Linked DNA regions of Homo sapiens: region 1 is linked to region 2. A link is a loop called in an ENCODE intact Hi-C map of the cell type or tissue named here. Cell type or tissue: IMR-90. All regions are shown on one strand. Links, peaks and the distances in the headings refer to the core of each region. The heading gives the core; the rest is flanking DNA.

Region 1 (8,341 bases), core at 58-8,057, 110 kb after region 2:
CGTCTCTGTGTAATTCACGAGAACTTCTTAGCTTATTTATTATGTCAAATGGCAGTTTGCTCTTCTAATCCCAGCCTGATATCATGAGCCATATATGCTGTTGGTCATTCAAAAAGGGCACTAAACAAGGTGAAAGAATGTCAGTGAATCAATGCAACTCCATGAGTACTACCAGGAAAAGAAAAACAAAAAAACATGCCATTAATAGTGGGTCAAAGAGGATTTTTTTCATGCCATCCCCTACCTTACTGAGAATACCACATTTATATTCAGAAGACTCATAATGAATTCCAGAGTCCTCTGTGTCTTGGCTGTATGACTTTGGGTTATGTCACTTTGTTAATCTGTTTGAACTTCTGTTTTCTTATCTACAAAATAGGGGTAATAGAGTCAACTCTGCCTCCCTCACAGGGACTTTCGGAGGCCCAAGGGTCTTTACAAATAATAGAGAAGGAAAGAAACTGGCACTTTAATAGTACCTACCATGTACCAGGGACTGCGTAGTCCCCACGGCAGCCCTCTGAAGTCATGTGATTGGCCCATTGTGTAGATGTAGAGCTTAAGACTCAGAGAGGTTATTTAATCTGTGTAAGGCCACAGAGCTAGGAGGGGGAAAAGCTGGGATTGGATCACTGACTAGATCAACTTGAAATCTCCTGCCTGACAGAGAAAGAAGAGACTAACTTTACTAAGCATCTTTTTATGCCAGAAACTGTGTTGGACATAATTCTGTACTATCTTATTTGGTAAAGGTCATTCTGTCCTTCCTGGTTGCCCTGGTTGCTCAACAAGTAATAAACAATAAAGCCTGACTGTTTTTCATCCCTGAGAGAAGAAATATTATTAAAATAGCGTTATTCTCTTTCTTTCTTTCCTTTTTTTTTTTTTTTTTGTGTGTGTGTGTGTGCCTGATAATCTGACTTGCAACCTCACAGAAAAGAATGAATGCATGGTTTCATGTCTGTGGCATGACTCTGTGAAGGAGCCTTGCAAGGGGACAGATACACCTCTACCACTTCTTATAGCCATTCCTGAGACCTCTCTTCTCACAACACATACCAGCAAAGCCAAACAAACAAGGTGTTTAGGAATAACTGTCATCTATCAACACTCTCTAGGCAAAGTAGAACTATGAAACACTGAGGAGACTGCACACACACAGAAGAAAAAATGATCATGTCACATGGTAGCACAGAGCAATGGGAAATGTGAATAGTTTGTTGAGGTGGACAGACCCAAGCTCAAGGATTGCCTGATCGCTCCATTTATAGGAACCATGGCAACCTACCTTATCTTACTGAGCCTCAGTTCCTCCAGCTGTGAAATGGGGTACAACCTCTGACCCCACAGGGCTGTTGTGGGGATTATCTGAGTTAGCATGTTCCATAAAACACAGTAAGTTAGAAAGTATAGCTGTATAGGCTCTGGGAGTTTAACAAGCAAGAGAAATTTGACAGTAATCATTTAGTTACTGAACCCTGTCTTCATATTGCGCTAGGTTGCATATGGTTTTCCTGCCTGTCCCTTCCAATCACATTTCAGAAAAAGGAGGCAGTAGTGGAGCCTTGTGGGCTAAAGTGGTGAGGAGGGTGTCATGGAAGATTCAGGTTCAGGTCTTCCTCTTGAAGAATGGGTGCTTCTCAATAGGGAAGTGGAGGAACAACCTGGGAGTTGTCAGCTTGAAGAAAATCCTGAGACGTGATAATGGGTAGGTCCAAGGAGGTCCTGAGTAGGACTCTGAGCACAGAGCCTTTCTTTGCATGTGCTGTTTTTCCTGCCAGCAAGACCCTCTAAACCCTTTGGCCTCACCCACCCCCTTGCCTGGTTATACTCCTAGCCTTCTTTCAGATCTCCACCCTCAGTACTCCCTCAGGAAGCTTTCCCTGACCTCCTGACCCAGTCAAGTGCTTCTTATATATCTCCTTTGTAAGCTCTTCTCAGTTACACTTTTACATTTATTTGTGAGATTATTTGATTAGTGTCAGTCCCACTCTTTAATTCTCCACAAGAACAGAGATTGTGTCTGTTCTGCATTCACCATGCATCGCTTCATCCCCTAGTTTACTGCAGTGTGTGGAACATAGGACGGGCTTTAAATACTCGCTGAATAAATAGAGAAATGTTGGTTATTAGTGAGGTATTACCTAGGTGGGAGAGAGGATTTATATTTGGGATTGCTAATCCCATTAAGTGCCAAGCACTGCATTAACTCATTTAATCCTAAAAAAAAGTCCTATGAAATCAAGTGTATTATTCCTTTTAACTTTAAAGACAGAGAAACTGAAATCCAGAGATGTTAACCATCTTTCCCCGTTGACACAGCTAAGTGGTAACAGTCGGTCTTGAGCCGGGCAGCCTGGCTTCAGACTTCCTAGACTTTACCACATTGTTCTGCTGCTTAGTGCAGTAGAGGACAAAGTGAGGTGCACACGTGAAGTCAGGACAGATTTCCGTTTGAAAATTGTGTATTTTCCCCTCCTCTTCTTCATTACCATTGTCATCATCATCATCATCAATCACTTCACAAGCAAAGCTAAGCAGAAAAGAACTACTTCATGTATCACCTCTTACATTCATGTTAACTCTACATTCTGCCAAAGTGATTTGGCTGAATTTACCCAAAGAGCAAAGTGGACATTTCAAATCCTGATTCCTAGAAAATTATAGACTACATCCTGTAACCACCTTTGAAGAACCAGCATGTACTTTACCCCAACGTGACAAAATTGTTTTAAATAAAAAGAGGTAATTTGACTAAGATTGGTATGATCTGAGACCCATGGTTTCTACATCTTATTCAAAAAGCAGATCCAGCATGTGGTCATCAGTAGGTATTGAGTCATAAAGCTCCTGGAAGAAAATCTTAAGTTTCATCAAGAATGCCAAGAAGTCCTGGGTGTCTCCAAGAATGATAGCTGTTACTATAATAACATAATTACTACTGGAAAATTAGCAAAGCCCAATAAAATATGGCATGCAAAAAAATATTTACCCTGGAAATAGAAGTGACCTAAATCAGTCGTTTATTCCAGCCACCTGCTTTTAGATAGTACTTAAAAAAAAAACTTTCAGGATGGTCATATTGTTTAAAGTTCTCTAGGTGGAAGAGTACTTTACAGTAATAAATTAATAAATAAGACAAGTTAATGCTTTTAAACTACTATTATTTGTTGAGCATTGTTGTAAAGGCTTTACATGCATTAATGTATTTAGTCCTCACAACAACCCTTTGAGATACTATTATCATCATCTCCCTTTTACAGATGGGGAAACTGAGCAGTGCCCAAAGTCACACAACCAGGAAATGGGGAACTATCTTCAAGCCCAGCTGGTTTGCGCCTAAAGTCCATGCTCTTACAGTGTCCCTGGGTAGCTGAGTACTCAGTTTTGTCACCTTTGTCTCCTTGACTTTAACTGAAAGCTTAACTCTTTTTTTTTTTTTTTTTTTTAAACGGAGTCTTGCTCTGTCACCCAGGCTGGAGGGGCAGTGTCTTGATCTTGGCTCACTGCAACCTCCACCTCCTGGGTTCAAGTGATTCTCCTGCCGCCTGCCGAATAGCTGGGATTACAGGTGCACACCACCATGCCCGGCTAATATTTTGTATTTTTAGTAAAGACAGGGCTTCACCATGTTGGCCAGGCTGGTCTCAAACTCCTGACCTCAGGTGATCTACCCGTCTCGGCCTCCCAAAGTGCTGGGATTACAGGCATGAGCCACCACGCCCGGCCCGAAAGCTTAACTCTTAATAAGAGCCTGCAATGTTCAGACGCTTTGAAAAAAACCTAACAGACACAGTTGCTCTCTATAAACTTAATTTTCAAAGGAACCACTATTCAAAGAAGTAAAAGGGAGACTGAATAAAAAGAACTAAGTTCTCCGTAGAGCAAATGAATTTCTGAATCGATTGCAAACAGTTCTCCGTCATCATGACATCCTATGAAGTATGGTCTCCCCCATGTTAGAGTGCCAGTGTCTTCATGTACCATATAACTTGCAAATAGTATCACTGTCTTCTCACACTTCAGCTTTCTTCTTTCATCAGTATTTTGGAAAGTCCACAAAACCCAGGGGGCTCCCTGTCTGTTGCCCTGTGGTCTCTGTGAAAACCAGATGATGCGATGCTGACTTGGACTCTTTCAAATGGATCCAACAGCACATGAGTCACTGGCAGCATGTTCAGCTCCTTTACCTCAGGAATTACCCAGTTCCTCATTCTTGCCACCCTTCAGCCATGAAGTAGTAATATGAAAAATACATGAGTACTTTTTGAGGATACCTCGGACCTCTTTCCTTCAGTACCAGAGACTAATTGCCTCATAATGGTAACATTGAAGAGCCCAGTTATCTGACGTGATTGGGCTTTAATTATGGATTCCTTCTGGTGTCCTATTAAATTGGAAAGCCTAGCTGATTTCACCCAAATGAAGCATTACCTCATGCCTTGCTCTCTTGCATTCCTGTGCTGGTGTCACTTAAAAGTGTAATTACATGGTTTATTTCGTGTTCTTTCACTCTTGATTTATTGCTGAAGAAGCCCCTGTGGGATATATCATCATAACAAAGACTGATTTCAGATGTCAACACCAAGAAACACAACTGGCATCAGCAATCTATAGAGAGTATCTAGGGACAGCAGTCAGCTTTGGAGAAAACCCAGAACTTCTCATACCCCATCCCACATTTAAGGGCAAAGACTTTCTCCTTGTTAAAGGGAAAGCACTGAGTTCATAATTAGCTTTATACCCAGAGTTTTTTTTTTTTTAAATGTTATACCTGTTTAAGAAATTTTTTGTGCTTTGAGGTGGTCAAGATCAAATTTAATTAGCAACCCTCTTCGTGATTGGCTTGCTCTGGGGACCCTGCTCTTTGAGAAGGAGGTTAGAAGGTTTAGAAGCAAACCTTTGCAGCAGTTCTAGCCAAGTGCATGCATACAGGCCTTGAGGTGGAGCTGCACAGTTGACTGTAGGGGAGTCTGTCCTTTGTTGACGAGTGAAACTTCTCTCCCTGCAAACCCTCTGGGGAATAATGCCAACTCTGATCAGCTTTTCGACTCTTGGATGAAATATTGGGTTGGGAAAAAGTCCCTACTAAGAAAATTGTACCAAAACCCTGCTTCAATAAAATATGAATCCATTTAATGAAGTTTATAGTAGAAGTAGGCTAGTCGAAAAGGATTCTGTCTCTTTCCAAGTATTATTGGCAGGTTTAGGGTCTTCCTCAAGTTTATATCATTAGGACTTCCATCAAAGAGTTATCTTTAGGTGTGATTCCCATCCTCCCTCCCTCTCTCCCTCCCTCCCTCCGTCCCATCGTTCCTTCCTCCCTTTCCTCCTTCCTTTTCTACCTTTCTTTTTCTCTCTGTCTCTCTTTCTTTCAAGCTGTGGGCTGCTTGTACAGATTTATGCATTTTGAATTACTGCGTAGTTGAGAGATTTGGGGCTTAGGTTATTCAGTTCTTCAAAAAGTACAGTATGAGCTAAGGAGATAGGGTGACCAACTAATCTAGGTTTTGGCTCCAAAAACCCTGTGTCCCAGAAAACCCCTCAGTCCTAGGCAAACCAGGATAGTAGTTCATCTTGTGAGGAGATTATAGTGCATTTCCAAGTATTTAGCTGAATTTATCACAGGGCTCTGACTTGATAGGATTTAAGAGGGTTAAAATAAGGTCTTTTCTGTTATGTTAGTGTGACTTTAGTCTTGGCACTTTCTCAAGGAAGGAATCCAGTCTACTACAGGGGCTAGGTGACTAAGAAGAAGAAAGAGGATATCTAAGTGTTTTTTGCTAAAAATGTCATTATCTCCATGCTATTTCCTTTTTATTGCTATTGTCATCATTTTAAAGACATACCAATAAGAAATAAATTACTTTAAATAGAAAACTCTAATTTTATCAAGCAACAGCAAACAGGGGTGAAATCTAAGGATTTGTACTTAAGGAGTACACTTTTTTGAATTGAAGAAACTTACTATGACCTGAGCATATGTAACTCAATTATCAGAAGTCAGAGAGGGCTACTGAAGGCTCAGGTTTTCTAAGAGATGACTGGAGGCCAAGTCCTCAGGCTTGAGTGTTTATAGCCAAACTTCAGAACCAGGTCCCTGGCAAGATTCTCCTGTCTAATCACATGGCACAGAGTTAGGATGGACTGTTTCTGCTTACCTGCCTTCTTCCTTTGATTTCCATCAACCACCAGTTTCTTTCTCATCAATCATTTACCCAGCTTTTGTGACCAAGAATTTTGATGAGGATGCAGAGGAAGGCATGTTCTTGGTTAATAGGAAAGGAGGCTTCATGACAACACAGCATCCTCTAAGATGTGTTGCTCCAACTTTCACAATACATATTGTGTTTTAAGTGGCCTGCTTCTTGGAGTGTATCTTCCCACTACACAAAACAACCACCATTAACATTTTCATTTACTTCCACCCTGTCATTTGTTCATCACATACTTTTAAAAACAGGGCTGTAATCATGTATATACATATATGAATAACTTTATATTGTACTTTTTATACTTACTGGCTTATCATAAACATGTTTCCATGTTGCTGGAGAGTCAGATATGCTAACTTTTGGAATGTGCTTCTTATATAGATCTGCAACTATGTGGGACCAGCAAAGGTTATTGTTCAGTTGGTCACAAATGGAAAAAATATCCACCTGCATGCCCACAGCCTGGTGGGAAAACACTGTGAGGATGGGATCTGCACTGTAACTGCTGGACCCAAGGACATGGTGGTCGGGTAAGTAGGGGTATATGATGCTGTGGAAGGTAGGAACAGATAGAATATGGGATGCAGGAACTTAGAATGAACAGGCCCCTTTCATTAGGGACCTTTCTGAGACCCTCAGATGACCTCAAAAAACTGTGTAAACTTGTGCTTTCATTTGGACTCCAGGAAGTAAGGTGACCACATGTCTGGATTTGCTTGAGACAGCCCGGTTTGCCCCTGACCTAATTGTTTATAGCACCCTCTTCTACTCTTAAAGGTGGCCCAATTTGGATGATCACTTATATGTGGTCACTTGACCTACAAGGTATTTGTGCCACTATTAATTTTTTTTCTCCTAGAAATAAAAATAAGGACAAATTTAAAGAAACATAACTATAGCAGAAATCATCACTTTATGTATATTTTTACATTCTTGATGATTTCTTCAGTGGATTTATGGTGTGAATATGTAGGGCTTTAAGTGAATGCATAAATATCATTTCAGCTCTCTGCTGCTTAGAAAGTAATGCACAGATAAGAAGCCAAGGAATGCAAATTTATTTTGGCATTCATTAGGCTTGAAATGTAAATAAAAAATGACGTATTCATTTAAGGGTTGATCAAATAAAACAAGCAATTTTTAATGAATGAAGTTTTATAGAAGTAATTTCAATCCAAAAGAATTAAGCTTTTAAATAAGACATATTTATTGTGCTAAAAAACTTGTATTTTCATCTTCCTAATACACTAAAATGGCACACAGAATAATAGTGTAGCACACAATACAAACTGATATGTGCAATCAATAATTCTAAAAATTGTTGTTTTAAGTCTTTCTTTGGAAGTCCTTAAATGCAAAAGAAGAAATTTTTAATTTTGTTTAATTTTTAAAAACATTTTTCAGGGTTTTCTAATCCTGGTTTAAATAGTTTATGCTGAAATCCCAGTTAATCTGGCTTATTCACTCAAAAGAAAGGAATTGTTTAAATCAACTATAATTAAGCTGATGGTTGCATTTCAGGCTTTGAATTCCGATCAAGTTTCAAATTGGTTATTATTTTGGAGGTTGTGCTTTCATGTTCCTAGGTATTTCTTTGTTTGACTGTGAAAATATTTAAGTGTGAAAAACCTAGAGAGAGAGCTTTCTTTTAAGTCACTAAAATCGGATTCTTTTGATGTTAGAAAAAAAAAAGACTCTAGATTGAAGGAAGAAGCTTAAATTGATTTGAAAAATTAAAGTGTGCTTTATATGAACTTGTTTCAACATCCTCTTGAAAGACTGGCGTGTCTCCTGTTGTATGTCACAGTTTGTTCATCATGTGTTGTGGAATACCCTTCCAATTCCTGATTGACCTAGGAGAGCTTTGAAATGCAGGCTAATTATCACAGTTTTAGACTGATTGATCACTTAGTGTTTCTGCAGATTTATTCCAGTAGGGTTCTGTCAGTTTGAAGTGTTTATTTTCTTTGGTCTTGTTTAATCCCTATTATAATCATATCCTTTAGAGGAAATTTTAGATGAAGTTTTCTACTAGTATTTATTATTATAAAACCTCCAGTATGGTGTCTATAATTTGGTGTTTCTGTGGTTTGCTTTAGTAATCTTTCAGGATTTTAGAAAGAACT
Region 2 (8,341 bases), core at 129-8,128:
AAAATCTAGCTTACTTGTCTATGGGTGTTAACTTGGGCAACTTACTTCACCTTTTTGTTCCTCAGTTTCCTCATCAGCAAATGAAAATTATAACACTAATACCTACTTTCAAGCATCAAATGGTTGTTAAAACCATCAGATGAGTTAATAAATGTAAAGCACTGAGAATCTAGAACATTGTCTGTAACAGTAAGTGTTAATTATTGTTACATTACAAGGATACCATGAGAATGAATTAACATGTAGTGCCTGAACTATTAGTACACACCTAAACACCAGTTCATTTATGCAGTCATCTACAGTGACCACTTAGTACATGCAAGGCAGTATGCTAGACACAGGCATATAAACCAAAAAGTCACTTGTCCTCACTAGTTATATTTTCATAAGAAAAGAAAATAATAAACCAGTAAATAAATATACCACAAAATAATAACCACAAGATAATAAATATACCAAGGCTCAAAACTCTTACTACTAAAAAAAAAAAAAAAAAAAAAAAAAAAAGAATGGCGTTCTGAGAGTACTCATGATGTCACAGAACCTGAATCTGTCTGAGTCCAAACTCCCAGGCTTTTTCCGTGACTTTTTACAACCTTCTAGCAAACAATTTCTACAAAGAGTGAAAAGTATCAAGATGGAGGCTTGCACCTGTGGTGGCAGTTTATTTTTTCCAAATGCATTTTCTTTCTCTTGCCATTAGCCTCAAGGCCTATATATGGACCTCTCCTCAGGCAAAGAATCATCTGATCCCAGGCATACCTGCAGTTCCCCCGCAGCTGGTACACACGCTGCACAAGCCCAGTGCTTTGGATGCGAGAGTTGACTTTGAAGATACCTACTTTAGGTAAGCATCTCATTACGATGAGTAGAATAATTAACAACCACAGTAAGTGCTTTTCTGTACTAAAAATCTTAATAACTTTCGGCACGTTAAAAATAGCCAAAATGTTCTAATAAAAAATATGCTGTTGAGTTAACAACAATTAAGTGAAAAGCAGATAAAAATAAAATTAACAAGTGATCCAACCCCTTCATAAATTTACACATGGGTGATCTCAGTAAAACGTTTGTTTTTGTTTTGTTTTAAGACCTAACTGAACTGTGATAATTGCTTTCTCTTTCAGGAGCAGTTACAAATATTTTGTGGCAGGAAGTCTTCCCTTAAGTGCTGAGTCTGCACCGCGACAAACACACTTTTAAAGAAGAAAACTGTATAAGCAGCAATGTCTTCATAGCCAACCACTGGTTCAATCATTTAAAAAGTTTTTAATCAAGGACCCCTAGAAGGGAGTTTCCTTTATAAAAAGCCCTCTGATTACAGGCGTGAGCCACCATGCCATTTGTGAGGCCGAAGCGGGTGGATCACCTGAGGTCAGGAGTTCAAGTCCAGCCTGGCCAACATGATGAAACCCCATCTCTACTAAAAACACAAAAAATTAGCCAGGTGTGGTGGCAGGCGCCTGTAATCCCAGCTACTCAGGAGGCTGAGACAGGAGAGTTGTTTGAACCCAGGAGGCGGAGGTTGCAGTGAGCTGAGACCACACCATTGCACTCCACCCTGTGCAACAAGAGCAAAAACTCCGTCTCCAAAAAAAAAAAAGCCCCCTGATTCACAGCTCAGGAGTAGGAATTCACACAGTTTCTAAGCCTGAGCAACCTTAGAAAAGAAAGAAGGAAACAAAGATGTGAAAAATTTATTTTGCATAGACTCAGTCAGAAAGTAGTGAGAAGTCTGGTCACAGAATAATTTTATTTAGGAAAACAGAAATCTATGGGACAATAAATTCTATAGCTACATGGAAAATGGAAATAACAATGGCAGCTTATGTCCTTTAAAGCCATGCTTCCGAGACTCTAACGTGCATATGAATCACCTGGGGATCTTATTAAAATGCAGATTCTGATTCAGTACTTCTGGGGTAGAGCCTGAGATTCAGTAAATCTCACAAGCTCCTTGGTGATGCCAATGCTGCTGACCCCTGAACCACACTTTGACCAGCAAAAACACATTTGCTTATTGTAAAGGTTATATCCACTGTTAAGTTTAAACACCATTTCATAAATTAATGTGAAGAAGAGTTAGGAATTAATTGTTCATTCAATCAACATCATTGAGCTTACTATATGCTAGGCCTTATGGCGGGTACTAAACATTCAACAGTAACTAAAGCAAAAAGTACACTTGGGAGGCTGAGGTAAGCAGATCGCTTGAGCTAAGGAGTTCGAGTCCAGCCTGGACAACATGGTAAAACCCCATATCTACAAAAAAATACAAAAATTAGCCAGGCATGGTGCCATGCTCCCGTGGTCCCAGCTACTCAAGAGGCTGAGGTGGGAGGATCACTGGAGCCCAGAAGGTGGAGGTTGCAGTGAGCTGAGATTGCGCCACTGCACTCCAGCCTGGATGACAGAGTGAGACCCTGTCTTAAAAAAAAAAAAAAAAAAAAAAAAAAAAAACTACCCTTGATCAATCTACTTTCGACTGTTCTTTCAAGCAAGTAATAAGCACAGGGCTTACAAGAACTTTTGTCATTCACAATTCAAAATGTATCAATCATGCTTCTCGTGTTAAGTTTTTCTTGATGTAACATTTTTAAGAATGCCTCAATTCAGATTGTTTACACTTTTTTTTTTTTAGATGAAATCTCACTCTACTGCCCAGGCTGGAGTGTAGTGGTGTAATCTCGGCTCACTGCAACCTCCACCGCCCAGGTTCAAGTAATTCTCCTGCTTCAGCCTCCCAAGTAGCTGGGATTACAGGCACCTGCCACCGCGCCCGGCTAATTTTTGTATTTTTAGTAGAGACAGGGTTTCGCCATCTTGGCCAGGCTGGTCTTGAACTCCTGACCTCGTGATCCACCTGCCTTGGCCTCCCAAAGTGCTGGGATTACAGGCGTGAGCCACCGCGCCTGGCCTGTTTACACTTTAAAAATAATTGGCAATTTAATCCAGTGAATTAGCATTGCTCTATTTTATATGAACTAGTAATAAAATTTTAAAGGTTTTCATATGCATGGCATAGTTTACCAGCAGCTAGCTACCTTATTGCAAATGTTACTGGGTCATTTCAATTAAAATTAAAGCAAATAGGAAAGTGGCAAGAAATGTTTCATTTAATTTTGGCTTAGTGTGGCCAAGTTCTCCAGGTGAATGTCATGGCTTCTGCCTCAAATTTGTATGTATAGTACAGATAGTAGAAAAACTTATACTCATCAAAGAGTTCATCTTTTTTTTTCCTCATGAGCATGAACTACCGCCCTGCTGCATATTAAATGGCAAAACAGAATCACCAGAAAGTTTCAAAATCCTAACAGGTTAGACATACTAAGAGAACAGATGACCTACTCAAGATTATTTTGCTTCCCCAAAAATGGATAACTCTCAGCAAGAAGGGAGAATAAGTACATGAAGGGCCATGTATATTCACAAAGAGCATCTGAACCAAGTCTTTGCTTACCAGATTTTACCTTTTTAAAAGATGCCAGGAGGTGGCAGCATTTGTTGCAGCTGTGTGAGTTTACTCATTAAAGCACAGGTTCTCAGAAAGTCTGGTGTATCAGATTTGGAGGAGAAGGGTTGGTGACAAGCATAAGGTGGCAGGAGTCTGTTCGGATTAAAAAGGCATTGGGACAATATTATAACACAATATTATACTTGAAAGCAAAATAAATCTGGTGTCATTGGTGTTCTATTAAATCTTAAAATCTTGGGTAGCCATATACAAAAATTAACTCAAGGTGGATTTAAAGACTTAAAAAACCTAAAACTACAAAAACCCTGGAAGATAACCTAGGAAATACTATTCCGGATATAGGATCCGGCAAAGATTTCATGATGAAGACGCCAAAGCAATTGCAACAAAAACAAAAATTGACAAATGGGACCTAATTAAAATAAAGTGCTTCTGAACAGCAAAAGAAACTATCAACAGAATAAACAGACAACCTACGGAATGGGATAAAATATTTGCAAACTATGCATCTGAAAAAGGTCTAATATCCAGAATCTATAAGGAATTTAAGCAAAAAAACCAAACAACTCCATTTTAAAACGTGGGTAAAGGACATGAACAGACACTTCGAAAGACATACTTGTGATCAACAAGGATATGAAAAAATGCTCAACATCACTTATCATTACAGAAATGCAAATCAAAACCACAATGAGATACCATCACACACCAGTCAGAATGGCTATTGATAAAAAGTCAAAAAATAACAGATGCTAGTGAGGTTGCAGGGAAAAGGGAATGTTTATACACTCTTGGTGGGAATGTAAATTAGTTTGGACATTGTGGAAAGCAGTTTGACGATTTCTCAAATAACTTAAAACAGAATTGCCATTCGACCCAGCAATCCCATTATTGAGTATATACCCAAAGGAATATGTTAAATAAATTGTTCTACCATGAAGACACATGCACGCATATGTTCTTCATAGCACTATTCACAAGGGCAAAAACATGGAATCAACCTAAGTGCCCATCAACGGTGGATTGCATAAAGAAAATGTACTACATATACACTATGGAGTACTATAGAGCCATAAAAAAGAACGTGACCATGTCCTTTGCAGCAACTTAGATGGAGCTGGAAGCCAGTATCCTAAGCAAACTAACACAGGAACAGAAAACCAAATACCACATGTTCTCACTTATAAGTGGGAATTAAGTGTTGATTAAATATAGACACAAAGAAAGGAACAATAGACACTGGGGCCTACTTGAGGGTGGAGGATGGGAGGAGGGTAAGGATCAGGTACTATGTTTATTACCTGGGTGATGAAATAATCTGTACACCAAACTCCTGTGACACATAATTTATCTATAAAAGAAACTTGCACATGTACCCCTGAACCTAAAATAAAAGTTTTTAAAAAAAATCTTCAGTAGTGGGAATATACAGAACTTATCTGCATCTTCAAAGAACAGAGTGAGAAAGACAAAGGAGAGCCTGGATTTTAACTGAGAGGCATATGACTAAAGTGTAGTTCCAGAACTGTCTCTATAAACAATTTCCTTCACACATCATTATATTTGCTAAGGGTTTGGTATGGTGCCAACTACAGAGTATGAAAACTCAGTAAATATTTCTTTCTTTCTTTTTTTTTTTTTTTTTCTGAGACAGAGTCTCGCTCTGTCACCCAGGCTGGAGTGCAGCCGCACAATCTCTGCTCACTGCAGGCTCCGCCTCCCGGGTTCACGCCATTCTCCTGCCTCAGCCTCCCGAGTAGCTGGGACTACAGGCGCCCACCACTACGCCCGGCTAATTTTTTGTATTTTTAATAGAGACGGGGTTTCACCGTTTTAGCCGGGATGGTCTTGATCTCCTGACCTCGTGATCCGCCCACCTCGGCCTCCCAAAGTGCTGGGATTACAGGCGTGAGCCACCACGCCCGTCCTATTTCCATTTTTTAACCCATTCCCACTGCTGAGAAAGATTTGCTCAGGGGCAGCTGTTATTTCACTAACCAATAGCAGTGCAATTTTTGCTTCTCATACTTTTGTCATAGGAAAATCATTACAAATATAACAGCCATAAATGTCTCGGAAATCATAGCAGATGAACCTGGCAGCCAGATAATCAGGAATGAAGTGCCCTTTCTAAGAGTTCAGTCTAAGAATAAGAATCACAATGAATGTGATTATTCTAGTTGCCACAGCCCCGCTCAGTGTTCAGTTTTAAAGGCTTCCCGCCTTATCATCAATCAGTCTCTTTACCTATATTCCTACTTAGAAAGATATTCAACATATGCATCACTATTTTTAAATTATGAATTAGGACACATTAGATAAAAGAAACTCTTTTTTAGTTTTTTTTAAAAAGTTGATCTGCATTTATCCTGTTGAGATACACTTTTAAGACTTGAGAATATATACATTAAAAGCCCTACTATCCTTTTCTATAAAATTCTACCTCATGATCAGTGTACTATTTTCATTATTAGAACAGATATCAAAACTTCAGAAACCAAAATTTATTCTGGGATAATGTATTCATTTTTTTAAAATCTTGTGAATTCTTCATCTACAGTAAACTAAAAGATGAACAATGAATCATGTGTGGCTTGGTATGATTCAAAATTCTGAAGAATAGACTTGTTAATTGTCACATATTCTTTCCTAGGAAAGAATATGTGTAATGTTGTGACCCAAACCGCTTTCAAAAAATCCACCAAATTCTACTAATACTAAGGTTTCAAATGGGAAATTTAGAGCTAGAAAAGGTACATAGAGATAATATAATCCAACATTTTTATATGACAGATGGGAAAATTTAAAGAATTCAATCAAAAACATTTGTAATTTTAAGAATGTTATTTGCTACATCCATATAGATGATTACTATGTATACTTTACATAAGAATTTTTAAATATTTGCTTTTGATGTCTTCCTTCTTTTTAGGCAAAAAAAGTCTATATTGCTAAAAATAAGAATAAACTATGAATTGCATATAGCCATATGTTTCATTGTTTGATATGACTGTTTCATGAGATTCTATCTGGCTCAATATGATGCAGGTTTAACTACAGCGGGCTTAAGAAAAGATACCAATATCTATGAATCTGTATAGCTTGGAAAAAGGAGAAAATGCTTAGGGTGGCACAAATATTTGGAAAAGCAAGAGAAAAAAATGGAATAATACAATTTTGTGGCAACATGAAGTGCAAGCAAAACCTGCTTATGTCAGTTATTAGAAATCAAGGGGAGAAAAATACATTTGGTAACAATAGGAAATTAAAGAGAGATTTTTTTTTTAGGGACTTTTTAGGAAGCAGGTTAGATTTGCCTAAGTTGCTTCTCTCCAACTTTCCATTAAAATACCTATGAATGTCATTTTTTTTAAACTGGCAATAGTTCTGTAACTCAGAAGACTTTATGCCAAATTTGGGGTGGAATTTTCACTAAAGATGGTGTCAAGGGAGATGGATAGACTATTTAGCAATTTCTTCCACATCCTGAGCCATACAGGCAGTCCTGAAGAAGATGGAAACATACTTCAACTCATCATCTATTTGGTAAATCGATTAATTTCACTTATCTTCAAAATGTAGGCACTGAACACTTACACATTCCTCAAACACATAAAAATAGGTATCTAATACCCTCCACCACAATTCAGACCACAAGTGAGGGAGGGAGCCCAAAAGTTGGACATAAAAATACATATACTTGGGAGGAAATGTATTCATAGACTTCAATATATAATTTATGTAAGCAGGCAATTGCATTTTTAAATTATCAATGTGTTTTCCTCATTCTTTTTTGAGACACATGACTTTCACTTAGTCTTCCCTAAGTAATTACTTGCCTGGGTTACAAAATAAATGCAAAAAGAACTGGAAAGGTCATGGTGGTGCATGCTTGTAATCCCATCGCTTTAGGAGGCCTAGCTGGGCAGATTGTTTGGCCCCAGGAATTCAAGATCAGCCTGGCCAACATGGCAAAACCCTATCTCTAAGACAAAACAAAAATTAGCCAGGCATGGTGATGCATATGTCTGTAGTCTAAGCTACTTCAGGAAGGGGAGCAGGGAGGGGCTGAGGCAGGAGGATCACTTGCCCCCAGGAGGTTGAGGCTACAGTGAGCCATGATGGGGCCGCTGCACTACAGCCTGAGCAACAAACCGAGACCCTGTCTCAAAATAAAAAAGAAGAAGAAGAAAAAGAAGAACTGGGGTATCACCAACAGTTGCATCCAAATATAAGATTTTGTAGCAAGACAATGAACAGTCATGTAAGTCAGTTTAGACCATAAAGTTTTACGTCAGTAAAAGGAAAGTTCTCCTAGGCCCTGGGAAGAAAAGGAGCTAGAATAGCCAGAAGAGCAAGATTATATTGTAAATATTATAATACAGTTATTAAACTGAATGCAAAAGCCAAAAAAACTTGATATGAAATTGATATATTTCTTTTAAAAATAAATATTATACCAGCTCCATAAGCCCTGTTACATGACAAAGACTGAAATGCTGGGGGTGGGGAATTGGAGTTAAAGTAAAGTTCTGCTTTCCCAAGCTCCTTTGACCACATCCCACAAATGTTAATAGGAAGTAGAGTGAGTTTAAATTTTAGTCACAAACTCGAATGCAGCATATCTTAGTCTCTTTTCTGTTGCTTATAATAGAATAACTGAAACAGAGTAATTTTCAAAGAAAAAATATATATAAATATAGAAAATTATACATTGAAAATTAAGTTTCCAACACATGAAATCTGGGGAACATTCAAGCCCTAGCATTCCACCCCAGCCCCCCAAATTCATTTCTTTTTCACATGCAAAATACACCCACTCCATCCTTATAGCCCCCAAATCCTAACTTGGTGCAGCACCAACTC

The links. Hi-C counts contacts between places; a loop is a spot of excess contacts. Peaks named below come from ENCODE experiments on the same cell type or tissue, not always from the same donor. Only the 100,000 strongest peaks of a DNase experiment are listed, where the experiment ranks them.
Region 1: a loop joins it to region 2, with 2.6 times the contacts of the local background. A loop is called at or near these places in 3 of 110 quality-filtered maps.

What each region holds. Positions count from the first base shown.
Region 1 is chr4:102,560,391-102,568,731 of GRCh38, forward strand. NFKB1 (nuclear factor kappa B subunit 1) reads left to right here. Exons shown (of 24, transcript NM_003998.4): 6 at 6,597-6,745. It overlaps LOC124900742 (a long non-coding RNA gene), which reads right to left and starts at 6,280. Exons shown (of 3, transcript XR_007058206.1): 1 at 6,162-6,280; 2 at 4,435-4,538; 3 at 81-168. In IMR-90, for the core only: no CTCF peak of the experiment used is centred there; a DNase peak (open chromatin) is centred at 4,141.
Region 2 is chr4:102,446,461-102,454,801 of GRCh38, forward strand. NFKB1-AS1 (NFKB1 antisense RNA 1) reads right to left here. Exons shown (of 5, transcript NR_136202.1): 2 at 3,471-3,607. Among named protein-coding and RNA genes, the nearest start is that of NFKB1, 51 kb to the right of the region's middle. RefSeq lists an enhancer at 1,012-1,091. In IMR-90, for the core only: a CTCF peak has its summit at 3,486 (motif pointing right); a DNase peak (open chromatin) is centred at 3,511.